2 separate regions of the Homo sapiens genome follow, and region 2 is linked to region 1. Evidence: read pairs that join two places in POLR2A ChIA-PET (ENCODE). Cell type or tissue: IMR-90. All regions are shown on one strand. Links, peaks and the distances in the headings refer to the core of each region. The heading gives the core; the rest is flanking DNA. Region 1 overlaps RFTN1 (raftlin, lipid raft linker 1). Region 2 overlaps RFTN1 (raftlin, lipid raft linker 1).

What was found. Peaks named below come from ENCODE experiments on the same cell type or tissue, not always from the same donor. Only the 100,000 strongest peaks of a DNase experiment are listed, where the experiment ranks them.
Region 2: POLR2A ChIA-PET joins it to region 1 with 12 read pairs; 5 of 35 experiments call an interaction of 5 or more read pairs at or near these places.

What each region holds. Positions count from the first base shown.
Region 1 is chr3:16,379,987-16,385,367 of GRCh38, forward strand. All of the region lies in intron 4 of RFTN1 (raftlin, lipid raft linker 1), which reads right to left. Among named protein-coding and RNA genes, the nearest start is that of OXNAD1, 120 kb to the left of the region's middle. In IMR-90, for the core only: no CTCF peak of the experiment used is centred there; no DNase peak of the experiment used is centred there; H3K27ac peaks cover 331 bases.
Region 2 is chr3:16,474,320-16,479,700 of GRCh38, forward strand. All of the region lies in intron 2 of RFTN1 (raftlin, lipid raft linker 1), which reads right to left. LOC124906219 (a long non-coding RNA gene) reads left to right here. Exons shown (of 3, transcript XR_007095839.1): 2 at 2,666-2,769; 3 at 5,082-5,381. Among named protein-coding and RNA genes, the nearest start is that of RFTN1, 37 kb to the right of the region's middle. In IMR-90, for the core only: no CTCF peak of the experiment used is centred there; DNase peaks (open chromatin) are centred at 842, 2,512 and 4,382; H3K27ac peaks cover 3,109 bases.

The DNA.
Region 1 (5,381 bases), core at 182-5,181:
GACACCTGCACTAGCTTCTGCTATTACTCTCTTACTGCAGAGGAAACAGCTATGACTTCTGAAGCATTTTAATAACTGCTTCCATGGAGGGCTCAACCATAGGCCAGTCTCAACTAGAGTCACGGAAATAGCATGAAGTTTAAAGGCTTTTGGAAAGGCCTGATGTGGAGCCCCAGATACGTGACTCACCATCTTGAGGAACCAGAGTAGATTATATAAACTTTCTGTGCCTCAGTTTTCTCATGTATAAAATGAGTGAAAACACACTTATTTTGCAGTTGCACTGAAACTTAGTTTAGACATTACATATGGCAAGTGCGCCAAAGGATGGGGCACAAAGACGGTATCTCTAACCTCTCTCCTTATCAGTCCTGGGCTTCTGCGGCCCTGCAGAGACTGCTGTCATCTAGAGTGAAGAGGCGAGGACTCCAGACACAGGGCATTATCCTAGCCCTCCCCTTCCTCACTGGGACTGGAGGAATTGGAGAGGCTTGGACACAGACACCTGCCCTTCTCCCACAACAAACCAGACAACCATATTCCTTTGCCATCTTGTACTGCAAATTTATCCTCTAGGCCAGGGGTTCTCAAAGTGTGGGCCCCAGACCAGAGCATCAGCATCCCCTGGGAACCTGTTAGAAATGCAAATTCTCAGGCCCCACCACAGACCTACTGAGTCAGAAACTCTGAGGGTGAGATCCAGCAATCTGTGTCTTAACAAGTCCTCCGAGTGATTCCAATGCAGCCTGATGTTTGAGAATCACTGCTCTAGAATACACATTTCATGAGGGCTGGGGTAGTTTGCACTGCTGCATCCCCAGTAATAGAATGATGTCTGACATATAGCAGGTCCTCAATAAATATCTGTTGAATGAATGAATATATTAAATAATGGATGAATATGTATGCCTTCTCTCCCGAAATGAGCTCCTTGAAGGTAGGGATGGAGACATTAATTTTTCAGCTGTAGAATCCAACAAATAGTTAATAAGCCCCTACACTGGTCCAGGCCAACACGGTGCTTAGGTACCAGGAATGTAAAATAGGATCCCCAACCCTCAAGAAGATTTGACCAATTATTACGAACAGAGTTTAAAAATAATTACACTATCATGGAACAATTAATGCTTGAAATGACATATAAAAAGTCAAGATTCTAAACTTCATACACTTTATTATGACAACTATGTAATACACATACATAAACTATGCATAAAAACAGTCACCAAAATGAAAACAGCACTGTATTTGGGGAGTGGGGCTATAAGTGATTTTTTTCTATTACTGTGTAATTTTCAAAATTTACTTAAGGGGCATGGATGTTACTTTTAGAATTGAAAAAGTAAATATTGTAAAAATTCCTCATAGAGGATAATATAGTAATGGATGTGAAGGCATAGACATGACAGTGACAATGGTGATTATTTCTGCCTGAAGGGGAGGTTGAGAAAAGTTTCTCCGAGTAGATCAGGGATGTAACAAATGACGTGGTGTAACACAAAAGGAAGAATAAGAAATGTGGCAGAACTGGAGCATGCATGCCTCACCTTAAAGCATTCAAATCCAATTTTTTTTTTCCAAAATGCCATGCTAGACAAAACCTATTTGGGACCTACTCTGCAGAAGGCTTTGAAGGATGAATAAGAGTTCAGCACATATGTAAAGGAAAAGGAGAGGGCAATCCATGTAAAGGCAAGGAAGGATCATGATGGGCAAAAGCGTGACAGTATGCAACAGCCTGGTGTGTTGAGGAAATTTCTAGAAATATTTCTGGAACATGACATGAGAAACCAAGAGGAGCCCAGAAATGAAGCTTGACTAGACATGACAAGGACCGGATCACATATGGCCTTGGATCCATGCCCGCAAAGGCTCTCAGTTCACCCTGCAGGCCAGCATATCCGACTCTCCCACCACAGTCATAACCTCAAGAGCAGAGGAGAGTGGGAGTCTGAGGGAAAACTGCAAGATTTCTTCGAATGCTCATCTTTTACCTTCAACTTCAGCACAAATTTTGTATCTTATACCATAGTGCTACCTAGGATCCAAACTTTAAAAAGATGTCAAAGTTAAATGCTGCCCTTATCCTATGCATTCCAGGGAAATTCACACCCCCAAGAAGAGGAAGCATATTTGTAGCTCTGCTTATTTCCTTCAAATAGATTCCTGGAAGTAGAATTAATGAATGAAGGGATATTAACTTTTCAAAGGCTTGGCAGAGGCTGCCAAGTTGTTTACCAAAAAGGGTGCGTAGTCCTTTTTAACTAGACGACCACATTTAGATTTTATGAAGATCAATATTTGGCTAGATCTAGGGGCCACGACTCTTACAGTTCTGTCTTACCCTAGTATAGACACTTTCCTCTTTTTCAGAAAGTCATTTGACCGTGTACTTATGGCTAAAGTAAATCCTGCTTCTCATTCTTGCATTTATAACCTTTACTGAGCCAGTCTCACATTCATCATGGTGGTGGGCATGCGATGTATTCATCAGGGTTCATCCCCGGCTGCCAGCTCTCCTCCACTCTACACTCCCCTTGGTGACTTCCTCTACTCACATGGGTTTAGCTACAAATCAGATGTTCATTATTCCTAAGTGTGAACCCCTAGCCCTGGCTTTCCTTGCAAGTTCAGACCTACACAGAAGACGATCACAGCTGACGGGTCCACTGTTGATCTGGTCTCACCAGCTGGAATCACAGTATCTTCTTCCCTGTTTCTAATCCTGTGTGTCTGTTCACCACACCCTACCACATTTATCCCCCAGTGTTTCTGGAATTACTTCCTCCTTCTCCATAAAGTGACCATCCAAGCTCACTTTATTTCAAGCCCTCATCATCTGTTGCTGGACATCACCATGACCTCAGGCGATGCCAGGGTCTTCATGAGCATGGAACCAAATCAACATGGAAGAACAGGTCATGAGGAGCCAGGTCACCTCAGCCATGGAGCTCCCCACAGACTCCCACGCATGCCCACAACATCTCTAACAACAGCGATTACAGGAAACAGCAACTATTAACATTGCACAGCTCTTCTACAAAGAACTTTCACATGCATTCCCTTAGGCCTCAAAATCATACCTTACAGAAGAGAAAACTGCTTAAGACATTCTGTGACTGGTCAAACCTCACAGAACTACCCAAAGCCATGCCTGGCTTTCGCTCTGAGTATCCTAAGCCCAACCTGATGCCTCTTCAACGATACCACTCTTTCCACTTCAGATAATCTGACCTGTGCCAAGATGCCCAGGTGGATGCCTGTTTAAACTGATATACACCCTCACCCACCTTATTCTCATTTCTGCTGCCTGTAAGAACCCACCTGCCCCAAATACTTAAAGAGTAACAATTTCTGGTTGAGGCACTGAAAATTAAACATGGCTGTTTTGACTAATCCACAACTTCACTCAGTTGCTCTATAATAAGTAAGGACATGCTCCACTGTAACTATAATCAGGAATCATGATGTGAAAAATATTTCTTTTTAAAAAAATGTAGTTATATAAAAAGTCACAAGTCATTGTAAAAAAAATCTTTGGTTATATATTTGAGGAATTATTTTTATTAAAAATAATATGACATTAGATTTCTAGGATGGATTGTCTGTTTCTATGTCCAAAATGAATACCATGTTGCTAATGATAAGTGCGATATATACTCTATGTGCATGCGAATATACGTATTTGTGATTTAGAGTATGTGTATCAATCGGGGTGAGAAATCAGAAAGAAGTGAGACACAGGTTGGATTTCATAAAAATGAAGGCTATATGGAACATAGGAAAAGGAAGAGAAAAGCCTCCTGCTCACAGGTCAATAGGGATTGGAGTGTCCACAGCCTGTAGTAGATAGCATGGGTAAAGAGTCAGAGACACTTCCAAGACTGTTTTGTCTGACTCTAAGGAGGATGGTGTCACAGTTAATTTTATGTCCACTTGACTGAACTATGGTGACCAATTGTTTGGTAAAACTCTAGTCTAGATGTTGCTGTAAAGGTATTTTTTAAATGTGTGATTAACATTTACTATCAGTTGACTTTCGGTAAAGTGGATTCCTCCATTATTAGGTGGGTCTCATCTAATCAGGTGAAGGCTTTAAGAGCCAAGACTGAGATTTCCCAAAGGAAAAAGAATTCTGCCTCTGGACTGCAACACAGAAATTCTCCCTGGGTTTTCTCCCCTTCAAACTCAAAGACTGCAACACCAGTCCTTACCTGAATGTCCAGTCTGCTGGACTGCCCTGCAGATGTCAGACTTGTTGGCCCCCACTATCACATGAGCCAGTTCCTTAAAATAATCAATTTTCTCTCTTCCCACCAGGAGGTAGGGGAAAATAAGATAGCACAGGGCAAGTTGATGGAGGTCTCTAAATCTAAACCTGACTAGGCATGAAATAAAAGTTCGGTACAGGCTCCCAAATGACAGTGAGCCCCAAACAGAAACAAGACAACTAGGACTTCATCTGGTATCGATTCCAGGTCCTACGTGAGAGGCTGAAGTGTGGCAGGGAGGCTTTCAGCCATCACTGTTGCCCAGGTAAAGGAAATTTCCCCCATTGTGCTTTGAGGAGAGCTGCTACACACCAGGTAAGGGAGGTTGTATCTATAACTGATGGATTTATTTTCTACAAGTTACATAATAAACTTAATGAAATGCCTGTAACTAATGAGCTAATTAATGCTGGGAATCAGAAACCTACTGCTAAAAAATAGAGAGCTGTGCTGTCCAATAGGTAGCCACTAGCCACATGTGGCTATTTAAATTTAAATTAATTCAAATAAAATAAAATTTAAATATTCCTCTCCTTAGTCACATGAGTCACATTTCAAGCACCCACCAGCCACTTGTGGCTAGTGATGACCCCATGGACAGTGCAGGTGTAGAACATATCCATCATCATAGAACGTTCTATTGGGTAGCTCTGCTATAGAGCATAATAAATCACATAAAATACTGAATAATAGAGTTTTTGACAGTGATTTCTGAGGCATATAATATGGGGTAAATCCAAGACTCACATCCACATACTTATATACCCTAGATCAGACCACTGCCCACTCCGGCCCTCCCTCATAACTCACACGCCCCCGATCCGTGACAACATAGCACAGCACACGCAGGGAGCCCACAGCAGAGGCATGCCCTAGGTGTCAAGAACAGGTACAAAAATGCCATTCTGGGTTGCAGTTACACATGAGTCTTTACAGTGAATATTTTATCAGACACACACAACCCTTCCCATCTTGTCACCTACACTCTTGTACAGCTTTCTGAAAAGGGAGGCTCAAAAATAACACGGGTTTGAGCTCACATCTGAAGCCGCCTTTAGTTTTGACATGTTAACACTTAGCTGCAGAAATTGGAAGCTTTGCCAGGCGCTG
Region 2 (5,381 bases), core at 293-5,292, 94 kb after region 1:
CTCAGCCCAGAGCTGTGCCACACTACAGCCCATGCTTTTAATCACTCTGCCAGCACTATTCCCTGACATGCAGGGTGATGGACTGCTACACAGCTGCTGATTAATTAGTGAATGCTGCTGCTATTTGCCCTCCTCCCCCAAGATAAACAAAGGCTGACCATGAGAAAGATACCAGTACACCCCCAGGAAGCCAGCCGATTCTCTGGTGATGAGTGATGCTGGGAACAGCAGACTGGACATCTATGGGCATCTGATGGCCACTTTAAAGCACTCAAGGAGAGGTGAAGAAAAAAAAAATAGGCTCCCCTCCAATGCAATTTTTAAACCACTGATTCACCATGCAATGCAGTGTTAAAGTCAAAAGAACCTTAGCCACTACTGTATTTGCAAAAATTCTGTACTTTGTTTTAAAAAGCACCATTTGTTAGCCCAACATTCCCCATGGAGCCAGTTGGGAGATGACATCTTGACAAGTTGGACTCTTTCGGGACAAAGAATACAAGCTGCATCAGTTCTATTTCTTCCCCAGCCAGAATACACAGGACTAGCCATCAAGGGGTAGAAGCAAAAATGGCTCCTCTCCTCTTAAACCTAGTGATATGGTTTGGATATTTGTCCCCTCCAAATCTCATATTGATATTTGATCTCCCACGTTGGAGGTGGGGCCTAGTGGGAGGTGTTTGGGTCATAGGGGCGGATCCCTCACGAAAGGCTTGCTGTCCTCCTTCGAGGTAATGAGTGAGTTCACGTGAGAACTGGTTGTTTAAAAGAGCATGGCACCTCCTCGTCTCTTGCTTCCTCTCTCACCATGTGACACACCAGCTCCCCTTCCACTTGCACAATGTTTGGAAGCTCCTGGAAGCCCTCACCAGAAGCAGATGCTGACGCCATGCTTCTTGTACAGCTGGTGGAATCATAATCCAAATAAACTTTTTTTCTTTATAAATTGCCCAGTTTCAAGTATTCTTTTATGGCAATACAAACAGACCAAGACACCTAGTATGTTTAGAGTTTTGCTTACCAGCCCCACAATTTTTGAATCTGCAGATTTGGAGCTGCTGGTTCCCAAGAGAGGAATGCTTCCTCCAGGAGACACTGCAATGGTTTTACTGAACTAGAAGTTGAGATTGCCCCTTGGCTATTTTAGACTACCAATGCCACAGAAACAAAAGGCAAAGAAGGCAATTACCCTACTGGGTGAGGTGAATGATCCCAATTTCCACAGGGAAACTGGACTGGTGCCATTGCTGCCATACAACAGGGGCAGAGAAGAGTATGCCTGGCACCTGGAGAGTCTCTAGAGTGCCTCTTGGTACTTCCATGTCCAAGAGTAAAAATCAATGGAAAACTAAAGCAACTAACAGACACACAGAGAGAATCACTGAGGATTGAGATCCCTAGGTTATTCCACCGGGTAATAAATAAACCTCTGCCACAGAAGGTGCTGGCTGAGGGCAAAAGCCAAGTCCCAGCAGTCACGGTTTCCATATTGAAGCAATGTTAATTCCTCCTCTCATTCCACCAATCCCAGATAAATATTCTATATCCTACAGACTGAACCAGGAAAATAATTTATGCCACCCAGAGACAGACACCATGCCAACTGGGACTTTTTGTCTTCCCTTAAGAGTGTGAATACTGCATGAAGCATAGACACATCATAGGCAGAAACAAAGCTGTCCTGCTGTTGTGCCAAGTTGAAAATGTGCAGGAGGATATGTGAATGCTGAGAATCTGAAGGGTTGGACTGTGCTGGTCATTTAGTTGCCATCTTTCTGATCCAAGTCTGACCTGTGTGGTGGGGCGAGGACTGTGCAAACTGCATCCTCGCTTTGCCAGTTGAATTTCTATTGGGTTCTGCCAGTAGGGGCTCAAGATGGAGAAGGCAGAGGGGAACCTTAAAGTCAATATACCTTTACAGAAAGCTGGTGTGCATGTGCAAGAGTTTTAAATTATTCTGAATTATTGCATTTTCATATTAATCATTCACTCATTCAGTCATTCAACAAGCATCCTCAGCACTGAGGCCCTAAGGATTTAGCTGCTTAGAGAACAAGGACAAACCATGCCCTCATGGAGCTTACCATTATGGTTGGAGGACATGGTAAATACCACATAAACAATAATATGATTTCAGATGATCGTAAGTTCCACAAAGAAAATAAGATAGAAACAGAGGTTGACAGTGAGTTGGGCAAGGAAAGAGGCTGTTTGGGGCAAGGTGGTAAAAGAAGGCCTCTCTGAAAAGCTAGCATTTAGGCAGAGACTATAAGGATGGGAGGGAAGAGTGAATGAACTGGGAGAAGACCTGGGACCCAAGGCTTCTAGGCAGAGGGGCTCCATTACCCCATCAGAGAGAAACACCCTGGGTCATGTGCTATAAGAGGTATTTGGAGCAATGCCACAGTCGAAGGAGACTCACCATCGTGGGGGAAACTGTTTGTTTACTTTCAGCAAATCCTACAAATCAGATATAGCTTAGTGGTTGAGTTCATGTCCTCACTCTGGCATGTGGTTATTTTTCTTTACTTTCAATTTACATTGCAAGCCTGGAGAGAAATGAATTACATCCCCCTGGGTTTCTCTGTTCCGTACAATTAAGAAAAGCTATTTCTTAGTCATAAGGCGGATGACGACACCAAGATTTCCCATTTTCTCTCCACAGGGAGGCTGTCATCACTCAATATTAATTGATCCTACTTTTCATCCATAAAGCAGGGGCTGAAACAAATTTTTGGTCACAAAAATGGCAACTATTACACTATTAAGGTAAATTATTAATGGTGCCTCCATTAAAGCACACTCCTGCTCACATGGCATCAGCTACCTCAATGCATGGTTGTTTCTTTAATGGGGAAAAAGGAGTAAATTATTTGGTTTTTTTCCTGAAACTGGATTAATCACCTGCACCTATCTCATTTAAGGTTGCTGGGGATTTTCCACAGTTTCATCACAACTGAGAACACACAGATAGGGCTGTAATATGTCTTGAATTCCCAGCAGGAAAGTGTGTCAATTGAATGCAATTTTATTTTTCTGCTAGAGAGCAGATAAAGTGAAAACAGCAAGAAGACACAAGAAACTTTCACAAGTTGAGGAGAGCTAGTATCATTTAAAAAAATGTTTCCCTAGACAAATAATTTGATGCTTATTTTTAGAGAGGCTGTGGTGGTGCTGAATTAGGGAAACCTAGTTTAAAAAAAGAAAAGAAAAAGGAGAAAAACAACCAAGTTGTATCTACAAATAAACAACCTGCAATGAATCAGGGACATATGGGAAGAGCCAAACCTCATTACCACTGACGGCAGCGACCAGATGCTGGCACCCAGGAAAAAACAATTTTCCTATTCAAGGGAGGGCTCTGCTGCCCACACTTCCAATTCCTTCTCATTTATTTACATGAGTGCTAGGGCCTTGTGGAAGGCTAACCACAGGACATTTGCATCTCATCAATATGTTTAAATGTCACAAATCTTGACTTTCACAGCTGAAAGCCAGGCTTAGCCACTTACAACCAGGCTGATGAATAACTGGTTGACGCAGAAGGCATTTCTTAAACATATAATTTAATCTGAGAAGTGATGAGCTCTGCTCAACAGGCCCATGGCATGAAATTAGAAAAACATGCTAAGCATGTGTCTCCACAGTATCAAAGAAATGACAAAAATGGAAAAATCAACACAGTGATCATTTGCTTCTAGATTAGCAGAAGAACATCGTAGGGACCACTCTTGTTGATGGTCTTTAAAGGACCATCGCTCCCATCTCCCAGGTGCTGTGTGGTGGCTGCTAAGCACTCACAGCTGCCCCTTCCTCTGGAAAATTGTCCCCAACCAAACAGGAGCTTCCTGGGGGAGTTTAAGTGACTTGAGAGTGTCACAAAAACTATTAATGTGACCCCTTTGTTATACTCACTGTGACACAGACTGTGGGCTGTGTCAATTAAAACCCATTTCCACCTCTTTCTAGCTAATCTTCCTGAAATATAGAGCCCGGGGGCCAAAAGCTACATTTCCCATCTCCCAATAAGGAAACTGAGGCACAGAGAAGTGAAGTGACTTTCTCAAGCTCACACAGCTAATAAGCAGCAGAGCCAGAATTTGAAACCAGGTTGGTTCAAGAGTCTGTGCTCCCAACAACTCCATGATGTTGTCTCTCATATAGAAGCAAGACTTTTTAACATAAACTGCCTGCATTATTAATATATAACAAATTACCACAAAACAGTGGCTTAAAACAACATTTATTTTCTCACAGTTTCTGTGAGTCAGGAATCCAGGTGCAGCTTATCTGGGTGCCTCTGGCTCAAAATCTTTCATGAGGTTGCCTGAGGACATTGGCCAGGGCTGAAGTCATCTCAAGGCTCCACTGGGGGAAGATCCACTTCCAAGCTCATGCACACAGTTGTTGAGCAAGATTCAGATTCACTTTCCCCAGGGCTATTGGGCTTAGGGCCCCAATTCCTCACTGCCTGTTCACAGGAAGCCTCCCTCAGTTCCTTGCCACATGGGTCTCTCCACAGGTCAGCTCACAACACGGCAACCAGTTTCCTTCAGGGGAGTAATCAAGAGAGAGCGGGAGAGTGCAAGATGGAAGCTACAATCTTTTTGTAACCTAATCTCGGAAGTGATAACCCATCACTTTTGCTGTATCCTGTTCACTAGAAGCAATTCACTAGGTACACAAGGCCGTGGATACCAGTAGGCAGGGGTCACTGGGGGCCATCTTGGCAGATGTCCACCATGCTACTTGATATCATAACACTAATGAGCAGGAAAGTTGAGTTAAAGTTGCTTTTTCATTAGGTAACTTGGCTCCCAAACCCAAGCACTGTATAGTACTCTAACATTCCTTGCAGGTAGGAGAACAAAACCTTGGCTGGTTCACCCCTCAGGGACACTGATCCCCATCACTTGCCTTAAGCCACTTCTGAATTCACACTTTATATCCAAGAAAGTAAATGGTATTAAGAAAAAAGATATTTTCTTGGTTTTTAGTTGTTTTAGGCTAATTCATTAAATGAAGTCCACAATAAGAAACTACTTATAGACATGAGAGTAAGTTTTTGTTTTCATTTACAGTCTCTAGATTGGCAAGAAACAGTGGTAAGAAAAGAAACAGTTGGATCACCAGTCTGAGGGATATGGAAGGCAATCCAGAAAAACCTCAACATCCTTCTCCCCATTCCTTGCACACCTTTACAGCATTATTCCAGCCTGGGCTATTAGAAACAGCATCAGTAACTTTTCTTTCACACACTTCATCTCGACCATTTCTCACCAAGCAAGCCATGATGGACTGAAGACCGGTGAGCCCATGCTCAGGGCATCTTTGATGCATCTATTAAGGCCTTAAAAGTTCAGCCTGTTGGCATCAGCAGC